Linked DNA regions of Homo sapiens: region 1 is linked to region 2. The links are chromatin contacts, found by Hi-C or POLR2A ChIA-PET in ENCODE. All regions are on one chromosome and are shown on one strand. Each heading gives the region's core, a stretch centred on a gene start or an enhancer-like site at or near the end of the contact. The rest is flanking DNA. Distances are from core to core; before and after follow the strand shown.

Evidence for each region. A loop is a pair of places that touch in the nucleus more often than their neighbours do. ChIA-PET counts read pairs that join two places held with the same protein, here RNA polymerase II (POLR2A). Pooled maps may share reads with other maps.
Region 1: a map of ascending aorta shows a loop between it and region 2 (5-fold over the local background). The contact joins two enhancer-like sites. A Hi-C loop is called at or near these places in 3 of 168 maps with a recorded cell type or tissue (ascending aorta, chondrocyte and psoas muscle) and 5 of 50 pooled maps. POLR2A ChIA-PET finds 5 or more read pairs at or near these places in 4 of 52 experiments (AG04450, GM12878, OCI-LY7 and 1 more).

Annotation. Positions count from the first base shown.
Region 1 is chr5:34,605,278-34,610,880 of GRCh38, reverse strand. No RefSeq gene overlaps it. Among named protein-coding and RNA genes, the nearest start is that of RAI14-DT, 48 kb to the left of the region's middle. Within about 2 kb of position 1,465, at least 8 of the 41 ENCODE cell types and tissues checked have a DNase peak (open chromatin) inside an H3K27ac peak, as active enhancers do; they include ascending aorta, where a contact is called at or near this core.
Region 2 is chr5:34,485,519-34,491,510 of GRCh38, reverse strand. No RefSeq gene overlaps it. Among named protein-coding and RNA genes, the nearest start is that of RAI14-DT, 170 kb to the left of the region's middle. RefSeq lists enhancers at 22-597, 5,066-5,225. Within about 2 kb of position 4,075, at least 14 of the 41 ENCODE cell types and tissues checked have a DNase peak (open chromatin) inside an H3K27ac peak, as active enhancers do; they include ascending aorta, where a contact is called at or near this core.

The DNA of each region.
Region 1 (5,603 bases), core at 216-2,715, 120 kb before region 2:
CATTTCACTGAGGTTTGCTGCATGATTAAAATGAAGGAAGCCTTTTCTTCTCATGCTTAAAAAGGAAACTGCCCACTATATAGTTTCAGCTTATCCTAAATGACTGCCTCCCTTGAATAGGATCCCTAGCTCTTTCTTGCAAAACCCAGCTCAAAGAACAGCTTTGTGCTCTGTATAGAACACACCAGGGATATGTAGGTTCAAGCTATGTTGTTCTGAATTTTCAGTGTTGCTTTGTTGAACATTAAGAAGCCCCTCATCACTAGTGTCACCTCTTTCTCTCTCTGCTTCTGCCATTTACAGATGTTTTCAGCTGGCATTCACCCTGCTTGTCAAAAAGGAAATTGGTAGCCCTAAACTCACTGTGTTAGTCTGTATTTTTTGCACTGCTATAAAGAAATACCCAAGACTGGGTAATTTGTGAAGAAAAGAGGTTTAATTGGCTCATTGCTCTGCAGCCTGTACAGGAAGTTTGGCAGCATCTCTTCTGCATAGGCCTCAGGGAGCTTTGACTCATGGTGGAAGGCACAGCGGGAGCAGGTGTCTTACATGGCAGGAGCAAGAGGATGAGGGAGAGAGGGAGAGGTGTCACACACTTTTAAACAACCAGACCTCACAATAATACACTCACTCACCATCACAAGAACAGCACCAAAGGGAGATATCCACCCTCACGATCCAATCATCTCCCACCGGGCCCCACCTCCAACATTAGGGAATAGAATTCGACATGAGATTTGGGTGGGACACAGATCCAAACCATATCATTTGCTAATCAGAACCCAGAAGATGTTTAAAGGGAGGTGTTAACCTCAAACTATCACCCCTAATGTCTCTCTCGCTTGTGGAATGAAAAGAATGTGAAGGGGCATTGAAAAAGAATTCTGCCACAGTGAATGGTTGTTAAGATGTGGCGTGCATGGTGAAGAACTCACTCTGCTTTTTTATTTTATTTTTTATTTTTTTGAGACAGGGCTTTGTTCTGTTGACCAGGCTGGAGTGCAGTGGTGGGATTTTGGCTCACTGCAACCCCTGCCTCCTGGGCTCCAGTGATCCTCCTACCTCAGCCTCCTGAGTAGCTGGAATATACCATTATGCCCAGCTAATTTTTATATATTTTTTTGTAAAGACAGGGTTTTTTCACGTTGCCCAGGCTGGTTTCAAACTCCTGGATTCAAGTGATCCTCCTGCCTCAGCCTCCCAAAGTGCTGGGATTACAGGCGTGAGCCACCACACCCAGCTGTTTGTGAGTCTTTAATCACGGAACTTGTTTCACTCTGGGAGACTCTCTAGAACATATATATCCATGTGAGGGGGACAGCCTTTGCTTTTTGAGATCTTGCTCAAGTCCATTCTTAAATGAGTGTGCTGGGGAAAGGATAATATAAATCCTAAAAGACAGAGTATCTCAGACTCTCCAGTGAGTCATTTCCTCATTCCCATTAATTGGCTTAGACCCAACTATAGACTGGAATGCTATTTTTATGCATTCGTTCACAACTGAGAGATCTAACACAAGGTTTAAGTAACAGAATCTGCCAATTTGAAGAAGAGAAAGAAAATGCCTTACTGCATATTCCAGTAAATTAGGCTGACAATATGTTTCACATTTTGAAATAATTTTTGCCTTCTAAAACATTCATATATAGGCTGAGAATTTTTGGGGGGATGTAACACTGCTTGGAGATAAAGGGGATATTCTCACTACTATTTCCCTCTACTGTGGCTTCCTTGGTATATTTTTTCTTTGTGCTTGACTTTTTTATGGTGGGGTACATTGAAGCTCTATCAGACACAGTTGCTGTCTAATAAAATGTGACTCACCTCTCCATTCCGTTGTAAAAGTTGAAATGGCAGTAACTCAAGTGTGTGGCTGACTCAGTAATTGGCCAGCATAGCCTTTATTGAAATTATCCTGTAATCTAGAAATTAGAAGTTAAATAGCCCATGAAGTCATCCTGACCCAGCTGTTTGGGGCCATGGTAAGAGTCTCTTCTGGAACATTTTTCTATTACCCCTTCAATTTGGTTTTATAATTATCAGTCACGCAACCACACTGATCATGAACTTGGCAAATTTCTTTTCTAACTAGCTGAAAAACTATAGAACATATCACCTAGCAGCAGAGCACATCTTCTGAGATAAAGTAGCAGTTATTTCTTCAATGAAATAACAGATTGGAGGCCGGTCCATAAAACTCAGGAAAACCTATAGGAAAGTTATGGAGATTGTGCTTGAAGTTTAATCTCGTCAGTGTCTAGTGGAGTAACAAGGTTTATCATGAAAGAAAGTTTGTCAAGGTGTGATGCCTGGACTAGTGGTGAAAGGTCGGTATGTCTAGGGGAAAGAATTGAGCCATCTGACTGTCAATGCTGGGCATGGGAAGACTAGAAGGGGGCAGGAAAGGGAGCCAGCCTGGGAGATTTGGGCAAAGTGAAGTGGGCTCAGTGGGCATTAGTTCCAAAAATGCAGGTCTGGCCATGGCTGCTCATTCTCTGCAAGATGAGCTCCAAATCTCTCGCAATGGCAAAGTGGACTATTAAGATTCTACTCACAGGCATGGTGGCTCAAATCTGTAATCTCAGCACTTTGGGAGGCTGAGGCAGGTGGATGGCTTGAGCCCAGAAGTTCTAGACCAGCCTGGGCAGTATAATGAAACCTCGCTGTCCCTACAAAAAATTAAAAAATGAGTCAAGCTTGGTGGCACATGTAGTCCTAGCTACTCTGGAGGCTGAGGTGGGAGGATCCAGTGAGCCCAGAAGGCAGAGGCTGCAGTGAGCCAAAACTGCGCCCCTGCATTTCAGCTTGGGAGACAGAGAGAAACTCTGTCTCAAAAAACAAACAACAAAAAAAAAGATTCTACTCCACCTCAGTGTTTGTTTCATCCCTGATTCCTTGATCATTCTGTTCCCTCTAGCTAGAATACCTTATTCCCCTGTCTACCTGGAATATTTGGATTTGTCTTTTGAACCTCAGTTTAGCTCTCATCTTCTTCAGAAAGTTTTCATTGAACCCACAGATAGAGGATTCATGCTTCTGCCAGGTGCATGCTTCTATTGCTTTACTTATTTAAAGCAGTGTGATTTATATATTTACTTGATTTATTTGTCTACTTCCTATAATGGACCTTGAGCAACCTAAGGATAAGCTTGTGTCTTTATTCATTTTTATGTCTGCCATGTCTAGCACAGAACCTAGCACATAGTAGAAGTTCATTGCATTTATGGAGAGTGAATGAATGAATGAGAGAAGAGGCATATTTTTAGTACAGTTGTCTCTCCGTATCCATGGAGGAGTGGTTCCAGGACTCCCCTTGGATATCAAAATCCATGGATGCTCAAGTCCCTGATGTAAAATGGTGTGGTATTTGCTCATACCCTACACACATTCTTCCTTATCCTTTACATCATCCCTAGATGACTTATAATACCCAATGCAATGCAAATGCCATGTAAATAGTTGTTACACTGCATTGCTTAGGGAATAATGACAAAAGTCTGTACATGTTTAGTACAGGTGAAACAATCTATTTTTGTTTTGTTTTTTCAAATACTACCTATCCGCGGTTGGTTGAATCTATGGATGTGGAACCCACAGATGTGGAACCCACGGATATGGAGCACCTACTGTGCTATGAATCAAGGAGGCAGAGCACCAGAGATGCTGCAGAGTGTGTTTCCATATTGTGAGGGAGATTGGATTAAATGTTACCTAAGAAAACGCCATGAATCAAATAGCATTCCTGACTTTTAAAGAATCATAGATTCAGCATGAAGAAGGAATGTTAGAAATCATTTAGCACAAATCCCACTTCAAGAGAGCAGTCTTGGGCTGGGTGCGGTGGCTCACGCCTGTAATCCCAGTACTTTGGGAGGCTGAGGAGGGCGGATAGTGAGGTCAGGAGATCGAGACCATCCTGGCTAACATGCTGAAACCCCATCTCTACTAAAAATACAAAAAATTAGCCGGGCGTGGTGGCGGGCGCCTGTAGTCCCAAGCTACTCGGGAGGCTGAGGCAGGAGAATGGCATGAACCTGGGAGGTGGAGCTTGTAGTGAGCCAAGATTGTGCCACTGCACTCCAGCCTGGGCGACAGAGCCAGACTCTGTCTCAAAAAAAAAAAAAAAAAAAAAAAAAAAAAAAAAAAAAAAAAAAAAAAAAAGAGAGAGAGAGAGAGAGCAGTCCTTTCTAGAGCCTTTTTTTTTTTTTTTTTTTTGAGATGGAGTCTCGCTCTGTCGCCCAGGCTGGAGTGCAATAGTGCAATCTCGGCTCAATACAACCTCCTTCTGGGGCATTATTGACAGATTAGCAGCTGGCTTGCATTTGAATGCTCCAGGGCCAGAGGGCAATGTAATTTACCAGGAAGCCCATTTGGGTCTCAGATGGCTATATTTGTTTTTCATGATTAGGCATAATTTAGCTTTTTGGAGACTTCATCTTAGTAAGTGCTCAGTAAAATTACCTACTATTATTGTTACGTTATTGCTTTATTTTTTCTTCATTAAAAACAGCTAATGATAGTTGTAAGGGTTTCCATTTCTTCTTTTCTCAAGGCTAACCTCCCTGGTTGCTTAATACCATGACTGGGTTCCCAGATCCCTTATCGTCTCCTCTCTTGCCACGTGGCTCACCAGCCAGGAGAGCATGATCAGTGCTTCTTGTGATCCCGACCCAATTCATTCCAGAAAAAGGCCCCTTTCATCCCTCTGCCCATGCTTATCAGAGGCAAATGCCCAAAGCAGGAGGCTACAGTTGTGAATCACATCTAGTGTAGCATTCATTCACTGAAAGAGAGCTGGGGTAGGAAATGCGATATTAAATAAGTGATCAGGGACACACCAAGCACATATTGTTAAAGAATTAGTAATATTAAATAGAAATTGTTGGAGAAAAAAAACCTTTCTCTCTGTCTTATTTATTCACACATTGCTCATCAAAAAGCAAAACAAAATAACCTTTATATCTTGGAAGCAAAGCCATTTCTAACTCAAATAAATAAACTGTTAAAGAATAAGACACTCACGGAAGATCAAAAAATAGACTGTGGGTCAGGCAAGGTGGCTCATGCCTGTAATCCCAGTACTTTGGGAGGCCAACATGGGCAGATTGCTTGAGCCCAGGAGTTTGAGACCAGCCTGGGCAACATGGTGAAACCCCGTCTCTACAAAAAATACAAAAACTAGCCATGCATGGTGGCGGGCACCTCCCAGCTACTTGGGAGGCTGAGGTGGGAGGATCACTTGAGCCCAGGATGTTGAGGCTACAATGAGCCATGATCGCACCACTGCACTCCAGACTGGATGATAGAGTGAGACCCTGTTTCCAAAAAAAAAAAAAAAAAAAAAAATACATAGACCATGGGTTTTTACTGCACATATTAAATTTTTAAATTCTTCTTGGATGATCTAGGGGAGAAAACAGAGCACAATAATCTGATTCTCCTTTTTTGATGCAAGCAGTACAATAATGAAACCAATGAGAAATTAGAAAGCTTTTCTAAATTTAAAAAAGTTATCTTCAGTTTAGAAACAGCTTCTGAATAATATTGATACATGCCCTTGTGAACTGACACACATAAAGACTATCCCAGTTAGTAACCCACCA
Region 2 (5,992 bases), core at 2,826-5,325:
AACAGTTTACTGCAGGACTCGCTGAAGTCTGCCTAGGGCCACATCTTGAGACAGGCTGCCTGCTCCCGCTGTCCCTGCCATCCCCCCAGCGTCTGGCTCACCCACGGTCTATTCTGCATGTCTGCTGCATGCATTCAGCTTAGAAAAAGCCGACTCCCAGAGGGCAGACACTAATATGAGTGCAATTGAGGATACTTTTTTCTTCTTTTCAGAGAAAATGAATGAGGAGTCATTCAGAAGCCTAAGGAGAAGATCTAGGAGGAGCTGATAGAAGAACAGCCAGTGCTGCTGAGGACTGGCTACTGTGAAGGTTGTGCAGTTTGGTGGGAGCCCTGGGGAACTCCCTTCTATCCTGTGTGTGATTGAAACCCTCACCCCACAATAAACACACACACAAACACACACACAGACACACACACATACAAATCCAGAGAAATGCAAAGCCTGCTCTTGCTGGGTGGGCCTCATGGCTGCTCCTCTGATCAATGGCCCACCAGAAAGGGACAAATAGACTAAAAACAAAGTTTGTGTCTAAGAACACAAAAGTGGTTTCTCCAATGGGAAAATAGGCCCGGGCTCTGTGGAGCTCCTCCAGAAAGCCCAGCATAGGGCCCAGGAGGGGCCAACCCCCCCCCACCACAGCCACCACCGCCCCCCCGCCCCCGCCAACACCCCCCCGCGCCACCACTGCCCCCGCCACCCTCCCCTCCCGCCCCTGCCACCCCCGCCCCCTGCCCACCCCCGGCCAGCCGCTGTTTCCTTGCTGCTGCTTTCACCTCCGGCTCCACTCACTTGCTGATACTTTTCCCCACTTGAAATCTGAGCCCAGGCTGATGGTTGTCAAATCCCATGGGCCCAGTGCTTACAACAGGGACACAGAGAAATGGCCTTTGAAGCCTGCACTTGAATTCAGCCTTGCCTCTCGCTAACTGTGTCATGAGGAGCAAGCCACTAAATCTCACGGAAGGTGAAGTTCCCTAGTCTATAGAGGGTGACTCCTCCTGGTACCTGGTACCTGTAAGGAGGCTGCGCATCCAAACAAATCAACCCAGTCAAGGAACCACGTTTAGTAATGGGATAACTAGATGCTAATTAATTGTACCTCTTCCCCCTCACTCCAACTTACCTTATGTACCAGTAGTCAAAAAAGGACGGGCAAGAAGGGAGAGAAGGAAAGGGAAAGAAAAAAGTAGAAGACTGACAAGACCATTCCTGGGTCCTTTAAGTAGTTTCAACAACTGTAAAAATTACATAGCAATCAAAAAGACTAGAAGAAAACCTAAGATATTAAGCAGTGAAGGTTATTTGTCAGTGAGAGAAATATAATTTTTATTTTCTACTTTCATAATAAAAAATACTTTTTTAATTTTTTTTTTTTTTGAGACAGAGTTTTGCTCTTGTTGCCCAGGCTGGAGTGCAGTGGTGTGATCTCGGCTCACTGCAACCTCTGCCTCTTGAGTTCAAGTGATTATCCTGCCTCAGCCTCCCAAGTAGCTGGGATTACAGGCACCCGCCATCATGCCCAGCTAATTTTTGTATTTTTAGTAGAGACAGAGTTTCACCATGTTGGACAGGCTGGTCTCGAACTTCTGACCTCAAGTGATCTACCTGCCTCAGCCTCCCAAAGTGCTGGGATTACAGGCATGAGCCACCGTACCTGGCTTGAAAAAATACATTTTAAAGATAATCCCCTCCCCCCAATACTTCTCCCCAACTCCTCCTGTTTTGCACATGTTTAACATGTGCAATGTCACAGGGCGCCTTAGTTGGAGCATGAGGCATCCTGAGTCCTTGATGACACAGGCAGGCAGCAAAGGAGGAGGACACTCACATGGGAAAAATAAACACTGGGAAAGGGAGAGAAGCCAGACACCCAGCCCAGCAAGGAGCACAGACAAGGAGAAACCCCGGGTGGCAGACACTATTGGCTCTGGGGGATCATGAGGAGCCCAGGTAGGGCGTGAAAGGTGAGGGGATAAAGGTATCACTAGCAAGACCTGGGTGGGATGACAAGACAACAGCCAAATAGGCTGGGGCCCCAAGGGCTAATCTTAATATGGAAGTAAGGTGATGATGATAGGGAAATCGAGGCAGAAGCTCAGTTCTGTGGTTGCCAAGCACAGAAACCCTTTTACTTAAAATCTCCATGACACCCAGGGTTCTTCCCAGAACACAGAACCCAGGAGATGGGCGTGTGACATGATGTCAGGTCACACTAGGTCTGAGGCTGACATGCTGATGTTCTTTCTGCTGCTGGCCTGATAAACTCAGAACATGGGCAAGGCTGAGCCCGAGGTAGAGGACAGCAATGACCAAAACTGTGAGGAGCTGTTGATGGACAGGAGGGTGAAGATATCAAGCTTCAGAGCTGTCAGTTCCAAGGTGGAGGACTGGCTCAACAGGAAGGTCTAGTAACACAGGGTGGTGGTGGGGCGGGGGTGGCTCTGCTATCTGCACACGAGTAGGAGAAGCCAAGGAAACTCTGGGCTTTATCACAGCTTAAAAAAAAAAAAAGTCCCATAGCATAAAAATGCAAAGAATTTATCAATAGTGAAGTTCTGTGAATGATCATGAAATAAGCTTTCTTTTAAAAAGATTTTCTATAAGAGAAGAAATACATATTTATTATAAAGTTAAAAAAATAGAGAAAGGTATAAAGATGACAACAACATCACCAAAGCTCCATCATCCAGAGATAACCCACAGATAACATTTTGGTATATTTGCTTCAGTTTATGTTTTATTAAAAATAAAAAGGCATTAGTTTCTCCAAGGTGGGGCAAATAAAAAAATAAAAAGACAAAAATCAAAACATTATTGATTTTTGTTTTAGTTTCTTCTAAACTTAAATAAATTGCATATGTATTTTATAATATTTTCTGATGTCTTGAGGATGTATGTGTCAACAACATTTTTATTGGTGGCAATATATTTTATTAAATTAATATATCAAAATTTATGTAAACATTCCCTTACTGTTTGGCAGTAAATGGGCTTCATTTTTTTTGTTATAAATAATAATGAGGCAAAAATGTAAGCATTCAAACCTGCTTATGTCCCCGACAATTTCTGATGATAAATTCCTAGAAGTAGAATGACTAGATCGCTTACACATTTTCTATGATTTCTCTGCGTAGCTCAGTGACTCTATTATCTCTCCTGCTAAACTCAGTTTCTTACAAAACAAAATACAATGAAACTTTGCTAAATAAATAGACAAAAGTAGTATTGGCATACATTTATCCTATGATGGGTGATAAAATGAAGATCCAAAAGCTTTTGGCAGGCTGGAACAGCATCTCAGATGTTTCCAATGACAATTCTTAGGGATATGGTCTGGCATTTAGAGTCACCAGACCAAACGAGTGAAGTACAAGATGAAAGAGATGTGACATAACAACAGGCAAGAGGAGTCATGTGAATCAAAAAAAAAAAAAAAAAATGCTCACTATCTTTGGCCGTAATAATAAAAGTATAGAGTCCAGAACAGGAGGATGATGGTCCTGCTCTGCTCTGCGTGGTCAGAGTCACCCTCAGTACTTGGCCCCACACAGTAAAGGAAACACTAATAAATAGCCCCTGCTCAGAGGAGAGATCAGAATAACAAGAAATAACCTATGTGATCTCACTTTTCTGTATTGAGACTTGGTAGCCATGTCTATGTTATGTGACGCAGGCCCCTGCCCAGGGTTGGCTAATCCCAGGTAGGTCTTCAGAATCTCAATAGGAAGTTGAAATTGACATGAAAGTCACCAATGAGTTACGTGAATGGCAGGACTGCAGTAGGAGGACGCTGACTCCTGCTCTGAATCCCAGCAACTTCCTTCTCAGGTTGGAGATGTTTAATTCCTCTTTTGATTCTATGAGACATCTCAGGTAAAGCTCACCAGAGCCTGTTTCTGTAACTTGCAACTGAAGTATTAATAGAACTGTGCTAGTACACTACGGAAATGTTGAAACAACCATGGTGTTTATTTTGGAGGAGAAAAGACTTAGAGGGAAACATAAGAGCTGTGGGCAAATATTTGAAGGACTGGTCACCGAGAAGCCGAGTCAGGCTTGTTTCACAAGGCCTCAAATGGCAGAACTAGAAAGGTGCAGGGTCCATTGGATTTCCTCAAAGATCGGAGTTGCCTTGGGAAAGAGAGCGTTCTCAGTGCAAATGTCCACATGTTTTTGTGCAACCTCATGACGACTCTTGTAGAGGCATTCGAGCATTAAATGTTACTGCTTTCAGAGCGCTCCTCTGGTCTGGGCAACCACCCTTGTTCATCCCTTTAACTTTTATTTAAGGTACCCTTGGAAGGCCATTCCTGGGATTTGGGTGCCCCTGGGGCAATGAGGTCAAAGACATATACAGAAGGTCCACAACTGACCATGGTTTGACCTAAGATTTACGATGGTGCAGAAAAAATATGTGTTCAGTAGAAACTATACTTCAGAATTTGAACTTTGATCTTTTCCAGGGCTGGTGATAATATAGTACAATGCTCTCTCATGATGCCAGGCAGGGGTAGTGAGCAGCAGCTCCAGTCAGCAACAAAGTCATGAGGACAGACAACTGATACTGTGCTCTACAGTGTACTGTGTTCAATAAATTACACGAGATATTCAACACTTCATGATAAAATAGGCTTAGGTGTTACATGATTTCACCCAACTGTAGGCTAATGGAAGTGTTCTCAGCACGTTTGTGGTAGGCTAGGCTAAGCTATGGTGTTCAGTAGGTTAGGAGTATTAAATGCATTCTCTACTTATGATAATTTCGGCTCACGATGGGTTTACAAGACGTAGCCGCATAAGTCAAGGAACATCTGTACTCTTGGAAGTCACTCTCTTTGGAGACTTCAGGAAAATAGCAAGCAGTTGATTACATCGTTCTAAACATTCTATCATTGTTGATTAAATTAAATTCAGTACAGGATGTTTTTATACTTTAAAGATATAAGCCAAATAGTCTGTGAATTTTGGGGTGGTTTGCTTTGCCTGCTTTGATTATCTTCTGTATGTCAGGAGAGCTGACAAAATTGTTTGCCTTTCTGCCTCCGATACGTTTGCCTACTCCAACCTCCTGCATACTCTTTCTAACAGATGATTTTGTTCCCAGCGGGTCTGAATCGAATCCCAACAGAAGGAAGAGCAGCGCCACCTACTGGGCACGGATTCTCGAGCTTTTTATTCTGAGTATTTACTCCTGTTCTTGGGAGACAACCCCGTTAAAAGTCGCATCACAGAACCCAAATGACATAATCTGAGTCCCCAGTGACATTCTGGAAGAATCTGGAATAATTAAATATCCCACCATTAGTTGGATGGGGCTTCTGAGGTTTGCTTCCAAAGGGAAAGAGACTTAATAAAACAGGCTTCTCCAACAATCCATTATTCTCCAGGTTTACAAAGGCTACCCACCAGTTGGTCAGGCTTTGAGAGCATTTTGGAAGGATCCCGAGTTTTTCTGAAAAAGGAACCATATTTTCTAAAAATCTACAACCTTATTTAAAGCATCTTGAAGAAATACAAAATACAGACACAAGATGGACCAAATGTTAATGGCTTAATTTAACCCATAAGCCTTCCCAAAACTCAAAGAAGTGTTTGGATCTGGTGAGGATCTTGCTTGGCTAGGCAACCTTGCTTGCTTAGTTGTTCTTTCAGTTTAGCTAACATATGAGAGAGGAAAGTGTACAAACAGACCTCTTGTCTTGAGCAGCTGCCTGTCAGCCAGTTGATGAATTGTCTGCCATCTTCTGTTAATGTCCAGGAACTGGTAACTGAGTGGGAAACCCAGTCACTCAGGAAAGAATTGGGCTGTATCTGATACAGTATCAACTAGAATTGTTTTCAAAGCTGTAAACGAAAACAGCTGCAAGGGTAAAGTTCCTGTGCAGGGTGGCCAGGTGCAGTGGCTCATGCCTGTAATCCCAGCACTTTGGGAGGCCGAGGCAGGTGGATCACCTGAGGTCAGGAATTTGAGACCAGCCTGGCCAACATG